Regions from separate parts of the Homo sapiens genome. Here region 1 is linked to region 2. A link is an interaction called in ENCODE POLR2A ChIA-PET data of the cell type or tissue named here. Cell type or tissue: B cell. All regions are shown on one strand. Links, peaks and the distances in the headings refer to the core of each region. The heading gives the core; the rest is flanking DNA.

The links. ChIA-PET counts read pairs that join two places held together with the same protein. Peaks named below come from ENCODE experiments on the same cell type or tissue, not always from the same donor. Only the 100,000 strongest peaks of a DNase experiment are listed, where the experiment ranks them.
Region 1: POLR2A ChIA-PET joins it to region 2 with 7 read pairs; 6 of 35 experiments call an interaction of 5 or more read pairs at or near these places.

Annotation. Positions count from the first base shown.
Region 1 is chr12:14,250,454-14,255,834 of GRCh38, reverse strand. It overlaps the pseudogene GNAI2P1. Among named protein-coding and RNA genes, the nearest start is that of ATF7IP, 110 kb to the left of the region's middle. In B cell, for the core only: no CTCF peak of the experiment used is centred there; a DNase peak (open chromatin) is centred at 2,900; H3K27ac peaks cover 706 bases.
Region 2 is chr12:14,304,467-14,309,847 of GRCh38, reverse strand. No RefSeq gene overlaps it. Among named protein-coding and RNA genes, the nearest start is that of ATF7IP, 59 kb to the left of the region's middle. In B cell, for the core only: no CTCF peak of the experiment used is centred there; a DNase peak (open chromatin) is centred at 2,627; H3K27ac peaks cover 687 bases.

The DNA of each region.
Region 1 (5,381 bases), core at 178-5,177, 54 kb after region 2:
ATATATTTGTTTTCTTGTACATTGGCTCTCCCCCTTCACCCGCAACTAGCTTTCTAAGTACCCTTGGGCCGTGTCTGTCTGATCAAAACTGTATAACAAGCATAGGACCTGGCAAAATGTTAGCAAGGAGCAAATATTTGTTGAACAGATTAATTAAATTCAAATATTATTTCTCTGGTCCCAGTCCACTACTTTCTGGCTTCTTCTTTTATACCAGTTAGTTCTTTTACGATTCAGTCTGTTTTCTTACTCTTGTGAACTTTCAGGAACAACTGATTTATTTCAGGGTTCCTCTTTACATAATGAGAGCTACTGAGTAGAATAGAATCTTCACAGCTTCTGGGGGGTACCAGAAAGATGCCCAGAAAGGGGGTACCATGGCCATTACTGGCACCTCAGACAAGGGCAGGCTTCAAACAGGGAGGCCTGTGGCAACCCCTCCCCTATGTCTGAAGCTGAGGGGATGGGGGAGCTAAGAACAAAGGAAAGAAGAGAAAAGTGTCCAGGGAACAGGTGGGGACCATGGTCTTCTTGCCCCATCTTCCTCAGGGGTTGGGGGGTACAGAGTTGGTGGTGGCCCATCCTGCTAGGTCCCACTGCCCCTCAGAAGAGGCCCCAGTCCTTCAGGTTGTTCTTGATGATGACGTCGGTGATGGCATCAAACACGAACTACGTTCTTGGTATCGGTGGCGCATGTGAAGTGTGTGTAGATCTCCTTGGTGTCTTTGTGCTTATTCAGGTCCTCAGACTTACTCTGGTTGTAGCTGGCTGCCTCATCATACTTGTTGGACCCTGTGTACTCAGGGAAGCAGATGGTCAGGGGCTGTGTGTGATCTTCTCCTCCAACAGCTCCTTCTTGTTGAGGAAGTAGATGATGGACGTGTTTGTGAACCACTTGTTGCAGATGCTGTCAAACAGCTTTTATCCCCTAAGAAAAGACACACTAGTCTTATAATTCTTACCGTCTGTGTTTTCTCATCTGTAGTACTTGATTTTACTCTGAGATGGAATTCAACTTGGGTTTTGGTTTCTGAGTCTGGAGTCATGCACATGGTTTTCCCCCTTCCATCTTTATCAAAACTGTCCCTATCACCAGAGGGAAAGGATTTACCAATTCCTCCTTTAAAAGAGTATCCTGGCGGCCAGGCCTGGTGGATCATGCCTGTAATTCCAGCACTTTGGGAGGCCGAGGTGGGTGGATCACCCGAAGGTCAGGAGTTCGAGACCAGCCTGGCCAACATGGAGAAACCCTCATCTCTACTAAAAATACAAAAATTAGCCAGGGGTGGTGACGGGCGCCTGTAATCTCAGCTACTCGGGAGGCTGAGACAGGAGAATTGCTTGAACCCGGGAGGTAGAGGTTGCAGTGAGCTGAGATCATGCCATTGCACTCCAGCCTGGGCAACAAGATTGAAACTTCGTGTCACACACACACACACACACACACACACAACGGGCATGGTGGCTCACGCCTGTAATCCCAGCACTTTGAGAGGCCAAGGTGGGCCGATCATGAGGTCAGGAGATTGAGACCATCCTGGCTAACACAGTGAAACCTCACCTCTACTAAAAATACAAAAACTTAGCTGGGTGTGGTGGCATGCACCTGTAGTCCCAGCTACTAGGAGGCTGACGCAGGAGAATTGCTTGAACCCAAGAGGTGGAGGTTGCGGTGAGCCGAGATCGCGCCACTGCACTCCACACTCCAGCCTGGGTGACAGAGCGAGACTCTGTCCCAAAAAAAAAAAAAAAAAAAAAATGGATCCTAGCTGGGCGAGGTGGCTCACGCCTGTAATCCCAGCACTTTGGGAGGCTGAGGTGGGTGGATCGCTTGAGGTCAGGAGTTTGAGACCAGCCTGGCCAACATGGCAAAACCCCGTCTCTACTAAAAATATAAAAATTAGCTGGGCATGGTGGTGGGTGCCTGTAATCTGAGCTACTAGGGAGGGGATACAGGAGAATCGCTTGAACCCGGCAGGCAGAGGTTGCACTAAGCTGGGATCGTGCCACTGCAGTCCAGCCTGGGTGACAGAGCAAGACTCAGTCTCAAAAAAAAAAAAAAAGATTCTACTCCTGGCCAGGGACTCATCCAAGCAGAAGTCTAATGCCACAGAATTTCAAGTAGGCAATTTGCATCTCTGAAAACCTTCAGATGAGAGAGAGAGAGAGGGGCCACCAATTCACTGGATTTCAGCCCAACACAAGAGTAATGTCTTTGGGGCTTTTTTTTTTTTTGAGACAGGGTCTCACTCTGTCACTGATGCTAGCTAGAGTGCAGTGGCCTGATCCTGGCTCCCTGCAGCCTTGACTTCTGGGCTCAAGTGATCCTCTCACCTCAGCCTCCAGAGTAGCTGGGACTATAGGCATGCACCATCACACTTGGTTATTTTTTTCTATTTTTCTTTTTTTTTTTGAGACAGAGTCTCACTTTGTTGCCCAGGCTGGAGTGCAGTGGTGCAATCTCTGGTCACTGTAACCTCCACCTCCCTGGTTCAAGCGATTCTCCTGCCTCAGACTCCCTAGTAGCTGGGATTACAGGTGCCTACCACCAAGCCTGGCTAATTTTTGTATGTTTAGTAGAGATGGGCTTTCGCCATGTTGACCAGGCTGGTCTTGAACTCCTGACCTCAAATGATCCACCCGCCTGGGCCTCCCAAAGTGCTGGGATTACAGGCATGAGCCACCATGCCTGGCCTATTTATTTTTTTATTTTTTCACAGAGACAGGGTCTCTCTGTGTTGCTCTGGCTGCCCTCAAACTCCTGGCTTCAAGTGACTCCTACCTCTGCCTCCCAGTGAGGTGGGATCACAGGCATGAGCCACTGTGCCCTGCCTGGAGCATTTCTTCACCTAAGCAAATTAGCTGTTCTAAAAGCTGTGCTAGGTGTTGGAGGACATTTGAAGCACAGCTTTATTGTGTATTTATTGCAAGGTTTTGATTGACTCGTTGTGAAACTGGTAGGATTTCCCTAACTGACTACAAAATTCTGTGACTTTCACTTCTTTTTTTTTTTTTTTTTTTTTTTGGGATGGAGTTTCGCTCCTGTTGCCCAGGCTGGAGTGCAATGGCACGATCTCAGCTCACCACAACCTCCGCCTCTGGCGTTCAAGAGATTCTCCTGCCTCAGCCTCCCGAGTAGCTGGGATTACAGGCATGCGTCACCACACCCGGCTAATTTGTGTTTTTAGTAGAGACAGTTTCTCCATGTTGGCCAGGCTAGTCTCGAACTCCTAACCTCAGGTGATCTGCCCACCTCAGCCTCCCAAAGTGCTGGGATTACAGGCGTGAGCCACCACGCCCGGCTGACTTTCACTTCTTTTAACTGGTTCAGGGTAATCAATAGTTGAGAGACCGAATATTGAGGTCAGAAAAACTCAAAGCTCTGAAGCCGTGGTTTCCTCATCTATTTTGTTTTTTCATCTATAAAAATATCTCTATAAAGTTGTAATAATCATTATAAGAGCAATTACATAGCAATACTTTGTGCCAGTTTACTGTTATGATATATATGTATATATAGTATGTATAAACCACATTGTATATATAAACTGTTTTCCTCATAGCCACCCTTTGGAGAAGGTACAATTGTTCCCATTTTATTTTTATTTTTTATAGTTAGGATCTCTGTCTGTTGCTCAGGCTGGAGTATAGTGGTGCAGTCATAGCTCACTGTGGCCTTGAACTCCTGGGCTCAAGTGATCTTCCTGCCTCAGCCTCCAGAGTAGCTCAGACTGCAGGCTTGTACCACTGCTTCTGGCTAATTTTTAGATTTTTAGTAGAGAGGAAGTCTTGCTATGTTGCCTAGGCTGGTTTTGAACTCCTGGACTCAAGTGATCCTCTCGCCTCAGCCTCCCAAAGTGCTGGGATTACAGGCGTGAGCCCCTGTGCCTGGCCCATTGTTCCCATTTTCTGCTGGGGACAAGGAAACACAGAGAAGTTAGGTAACTTGCCCAAGGTCACACAGCTAGTAGAAGGCAGAACACAAACACAAACCCAGGATGCTTGAGTCTCTACTTTAAAAATCCTAGTGCTAATTACCTGGCACAAGATAAGTGTTGTTAAATCTTAGTTTCTTTTTATATCCTCCCTTGAACTTTCACGAAAAATGGTTATTCCTTCTTCAAAGTATCTTAATACAAAATTAACCCCCTGCCTTTTCAGATGAGGAAACGGAACTCCAGAAAGCTTGAACCATGTGTTTTGTGTGGCCAGATAGGACTAGATCCTAGCTCTCCTGCCTAATCTGGGAAGGAATAATGGTTCTCCATATTATTGTGTTCCATCTACTTCCTTCCTTAAGTATGGTTTTGTTCTTGTTATTTTTGTACCATTTTTGAAAAGAAAGGAAAATAATTTCCTTCCTGAATCTCACTCTTATCTCCAAATTGTTTTCTGCAATTAAATAACACTCGCCGTGCTGACAGAGGCATAACTAAATGGAATGTGCTGCTTTTCTACCAGAGTGCACAAAGGGAGTGAGCAAGAGTCTATCACTGCCAAAGTGAGGAGAGGAAGACTAGTTGGCATTCATTTTCTTTCTCTCTTTTCCATCTTCATCCCTTCCCTCCTTGTTTCTGCCTCCAGCTCTCTTTTCCCTTACCTGGATTAGGAGTATGGGACTATTGCTGGTGTCACCCTAATAAAAATTCAAAGATAGGTTAATAAGAGATAGTGCCCAGAGATGGGTAGTAAGCTAGGGTGTCAGTAGCTGCTGCCTGGTCTCTTTTTTTTGAGACAGGGCCTCACTCTGTCACTCAGGCTGGATGGTAGTGGCGCTATTAAGGCTCACTGCAGCCTCAACCTCCTGGGCTCAAGCAATTCTTCTACCTCAGCCTCCCTAGTAGCCGGGACTACAGGCACATTGCCATCATGCCCAGATAATTTTTGATTTTCAGTAGAGATGGGGGGTCTCACTATGTTGCCCAGGCTGATCTAAAACTCTTGGGCTCAAGTGATCCTCCCGCCTCAGCCTCCCAAAGTGTTGAGATTACAGGTGTGAGCCACCATGCCCAGCTTTGCTGCCTAGTCTTTTCTTGTCTCTGAATGAAAACAGAGAAAGCCCCGAATTCCTGTCTTTATTGTGTCATCATCTCAATACATGCCTTTGCATAATTTAGTTAACCTGTACTAGCCATCCATGATTTTCTCAACTTTGTATGAAATACTATCTTTCCTATTATCTGCTCTCAAAGAATTTTGGCTTGGCCATGAAATAGTACAGTGACAATGACAATGTTCAAGAGATCATGGTGTTTTGTTTTATTTTGTTTGGCTTAAATAAAAATTCTCAGAAGTATCACATATATGTCTATAGTTGCAAAAGTGCAACATAGCTTTATAGTCTTTGAATAGCACTATTCTAAAAGGCCTTATGATTTTGG
Region 2 (5,381 bases), core at 151-5,150:
TTTACCCATGGCTAAGGTTGTGGAATGGAATCTGCAGGTTCTTAATGTGTCTTCATGTGTATAGTTTAAAATAGCCTATATGACCGGGTGTGGTGGCTCATGCCTATAATCTCAGCACTTTGGGAGTCTGAGGCAGGCAGATCACCTGAGGTCAGGAGTTTAAGACCAGCCTAGCCAGCATGATGAAACCCTGTCTCTACTAAAATTATAAAAATTAGCTGGGCATGGTTGGCACATGCCTGTAGTCCCAGCTACTCAGGAGGCTGGGGCAGGAGAATCACTTGAACCTAGGAGGCAGAGGTTGCAGTGAGCCGAGATTGCACCACTGCACTCCAGCCGGTGTGACAGAGTGAGACTCAGTCTCAAAAAAAAAAAAAAAAAAATCTGAGGGCAGTGGCTCAGGCCTGTAATCCCAGCACTTTGGGAGGCCGAGGTGGGCAGATCACGAGATTAGAAGTTGGAGACCAGCCTGGCCAAAGAGACCAGCCTAGCCAACATGGTGAAACCCCGTCTTTACTAAAAATACAAAAATTAGCCAGGCATGGTGTCGGGTGCCTGTAATCCCAGCTACTTGGGAAGCTGAGGCAGGAGAATCGCTTGAACCCGGGAGGTAGAGGTTGCAGTGAGCTAAGATCACATTATTGCCCTCTAGCCTGGGTGACAGAGCGAGATTCCGACTCAAAAAAAAAAGAAAAAAAGAGTTATATGTCTTCTCCTTGATTTGATCAGTAATATATATTGAGTACAATATAAGCATTTAAGATTATAAAATATATAAAATTATGTATTCAACTAAATTGAATTATAATACTGACAAACTTTCATATCAACAGTAATTATGTTCTGTACTATGTCAGCTTAATCTCCAGGATGCTTAGTCTTGAGACAAATCTTTAAGAACTTTAAGACACTGAATTACTACTATTAATTAATGGTTCATATTTGAACCTGGATATTACCTAAATATGATAGAATAATGAAACATTGGTCATCAAATATAATTTTTATATATACTTTTCCTTCTTATTTTATATGTTGTTAAGCAGCTGAAAGTGTTCATTTTCACCACCTTAAGAAAGTGTTAAAATGATGTGTGTGTGGCTATAAAGGTCACCTTAGATATGCTCCACCAACCTGTTAAAATGCTTACATGTGACAGGTATCAATATCCTACTTTCTGGTTCTCTCTGTGAAATAGCAGTTAGCTAATTTGATTAAAATACATATATATAGGCCAGGCACAGTGGCTCACACCTGTAATCCCAGCACTTTGGAAGGCCGAGGCAGGCGGATCACGAGGTCAGGCATTCGAGATCATCCTGGTTAGCACAGTGAAACCCCATCTCTACTAAAAATACAAAAAAATTAGCCGGGCATAGTGACACGTGCCTGTAGTCCCAGCTACTCGGGGGGCTGAGGCAGGAGAATTGCTTGAACTGGGGAGGTGGAGGTTGCAGTGAGCCAAGATCGCGCTACTGCACCTGGGCAACAGAGAGAGACTCCATCTCAAAAAAAAAAAAAAAAAAAAGTACATATAATATATTAATAATAATATAATAAATTGAGAGTATAGGCAGTCCTTGCTTTGCACAGTTCTGATATGCACAAATTTTAGTTAGCATGTGTATTAGTTTCCTGGGGCCACTGTTACAAAATATCACAAACGGAGTGACTTAAAACAATAAAAATTTCTTCTCTCATAGTTGTAAAGACCAGAAGTCTGATATCAAGGTGCTGGCAAGTCTGTCTCCTTCCTTTCCTCTTTCTAGTTTCTGGTAGCTCTAAGGGTTTCTTGGCTTATAGCTGCATAACTCCAATCTCGGCCTCTATCTTCACATGGTCTTTTTCTCTTATCTTCACACTGTCTTATAAAGATGTTATTCATATTGGACTAAGGCCCCACCCTACTCAACTATGACCTCATATTAACTAATTACATATGAAACGACCCTATTTTCAAATAAGTTCACATTCAGAGGTTCTGAGAGTAAGGACTCAAATTGTTTTTTGGGGTCACAATCCAACAGATAACAGCAAGGTTTAGTTAAATAATACCAGTGCCCAGGGCCAGGTGCGGTGGCTCACGCCTGTAATCCCAGCACTTTTGGAGGCTGAGGATCACGAGGTCAGGAGCTCAAGAACAGCATGGCCAACATTGTGCAACTCCACCTCTACTAAAGACACAAAAATTATCTGGGCGTGGTGGCGAGTGCCTGTAGTCCCAGCTGCTCAGCAGGCTGAGTCAGGAGAATCACGTGAACCCAGGAGGCGGAGGGTTCAGTGAGCCGAGATCACACCATTACACTCCAGCCTGGGCTACAGGGCGAGACTCTGTCTAAAAAAATAATACCAGTGCCCCAACAACATGGCTCAATTTCACTTATGATGGTATATTAATTGGGAATAAGTGCATGAAGTAAAACTTTTGCTGCTGTTTAGTCCAAAAATCACTATGTAAATAAAACATGCACATGATAATCAGGGATCTATCGTATCTCTTCTTTCAAAATCTGTCAGTGATTGATCATTGTGCCTCTGTTCATTTCACCCACAGACACCAAAGCATGTAGTTGTGTTGCTTTCTTCTCTCCAGTGATAAACCTATATAGCATTTTACAAAAATAGAAAATCAAAAAAGGAAGTTGGCCAACAAAGATGAAAGTGCAGCAAAGAAACTAAAGTTGATGATGCCAGAAGTGAAATGCAAATCAAACATAATGGAGTTATAGAAGAAATAGCTGACTTCAGGGATGTTCACATTGCTACCATTAACGAGATTCTACATACGCAGCCAGAGGAACTTAGTAAATAGTGAGTTTATTGACATAATTAAGAAAATGAGGCCGGGCGCGGTGGCTCACGCCTGTAATCCCAGCACTTTGGGAGGCCGAGGCAGGCGAATCACGAGGTCAGGAGATCGAGACCATCCTGGCTAACACCGTGAAACCCCGTCTCTACTAAAAATACAAAAAATCAGCCGGGCGTGGTGGCGGGTGCCTGTAGTCCCAGCTACTCGGGAGGCTGAAGCAGGAAAATGGCGTGAACCCGGGAGGCGGAGCTTGCAGTGAGCCGAGATGGCGCCACTGCACTCCAGCCTGGGTGACAGAGCGAGAATCTGTCTCAAAAAAAAAAAAAAAAAAAAAGAAAGAAAAGAAAAGAAAAGTAAAAGAAAATAATTGTGGTTAAAAAAAAAAAAAAGGATGGCTACGTCTCAGAGAAAGTGATGCTATCAAAAAAATCTTCATGTTAAAATAAAATCTTGGAGATATAACCTTGAAAGCACAAAAGATAAAATGTTGGAAGCTTATCAAACTAAGAAGGGTACATTACAGTTTTCCAAGGCATGGAAAATATGTTCCTCCATATTGTAAGTTATATGACAAAAGAAGATGACAACCACTGTAGAAACTACTCTTTTTTTTTTTGTACCAGAAGATTATCCTTGGATATGAGCTCCGTGTTCAAACTACTCTTGATACTTTTTTTTTTTTTTTTTTACAAATAAATATAACACTGTAGTTTCTCAATGTTTCTAATATTTTGAAGTATGGTGTACTAAAAATATTTTTCATTTCTTTTTTTCCCCTATATACATTTAGACTGACAGAAAGTTTTTAATGTCTTTTTTCATTTGTTTTTCAGTACAGACAGTGTCTCAGTATGTTGTCCAGGCTGGACTCAAACTCCTGGGCTCAAGCAATCCTCCTGCTTTGGCCTCCCAAAGTGCTGGGATTACAGGTATGAGCCACCACACCTGGCCGTTTTTAACATCTTGATAAAATTTTTTGAAGGTCAAAAGACAATTGTTATTTTTTCCACTTTTTTTTATTATGGTAAAAAACACATAACAAAATTTACCATCGTAACCATTTTTAAGCATACAGTTCAGTAATGTTAAGTGTATTCACATTGTTGTGAAGCAATCTCTAGAACTTTTTCATCTTGCTATATCCATTGATTGGTAAGATGACTTTGCTTGGTTTTGGCTTCCCCAATTATTTGTATGATCCTGTACTACCATACAAAGTAAGGTCTATCCTTATATGTATTAAGGGCTGATCAGAAAATAGAAAACTCGAAAAAATGGATTTAATATAAAAATTATTACTAAGTATGAATTTCTTAACTAGCCATGGAAAAAAGATAAAAAGACAACTCTGAGATATCATGGAAGTGGCAGTTGCAATAAGCAGCTAACACCCCAGCACTAAAACAACAAAGGGAAGAGGTTGGAATTATTAAAACTTAGAAATTGTCCAGGCGCGGTGGCTCACGCCTGTAATCCCAGCACTTTGGGAGGCCGAGGAGGGCGGATCACGACATCAGGAGATCGAGACCATCCTGGCTAACATGGTGAAACCCCATCTCTACTAAAAATACAGAAAAATTAGCCGGACGTGGTGGTGGGCGTCTTTAGTCCCAGCTACTGAGGAGGCTGAGGCGGGAGAATGGCGTGAACCCGGGAGGCCGAGCTTGCAGTGAGCCGAATCGTGCCACTGCACTCCAGCCTGGGCTACGGAGCGAGACTCCGTCTCAAAAAAAAAAACTTAGAAATTTATATATTTATTTATTGAGACAGAGGCTCACTCTGTTGCGCTGGCTGGACTGCAGTGGCACTATCTCGGTTCACTGCAGCCTCCACATCTCGGGTTCAAGCGATTCTCCTGCCTCAGCCTCCCAAGTAGCTGGGATTACAGGCATGTGCCACCACGTCTGGCTAATTTTTTTGTATTTTTGATATAGACAGGGTTTCACCATGTTGGCCAGGCTGGTCACAAACTCCTGACTTTAAGTAATCCAACTGCCTCAGCCTCCCCAAGTGCTGGGATTACAGGCATGAGCCACCGCACCCAGCCTAAAACTTAGAAATTTAAAGGAGAGGTTCTGTGGAGCTAAAATCCAGACTTCTGAAGGGATGCTGAAGGAGTGCCAGTCAGCTGGTGCTGATGTCTCTGAGGGTATTGGAGGTACATGGAAATTCATTATGCCCCTGTTAGAAAAACTGCAAACTAGAGGGAGTTGATGTTATAATAAGAAACTGCCATGGCAAGTGTAAAGAAGCATTGCTGGCATGATGTTCACAGGAAGCACAAGCAGATACAAAGGGGCAGGTCCTTTCTTCTTCCTCTAGCCTTGCAGTCTCCCTTTATTATTATTATTATTAGAGACGGAATCTCTACTGTCGCCCAGGCTGGAGTGCAGTGGCGCGATCTCGGCTCACTGCAAGCTCCGCCTCCCGGGTTCACGCCATTCTCCTGCCTCAGCCTGCCGAGTAGCTGGGACTACAGGTGCAAGCCACCAGGCCCGGCTAATTTTTTGCATTTTTAGTAGAGACGGGGTTTCACCGTGTTAGCCAGGATGGGCTCAATCTCCTGACCTCC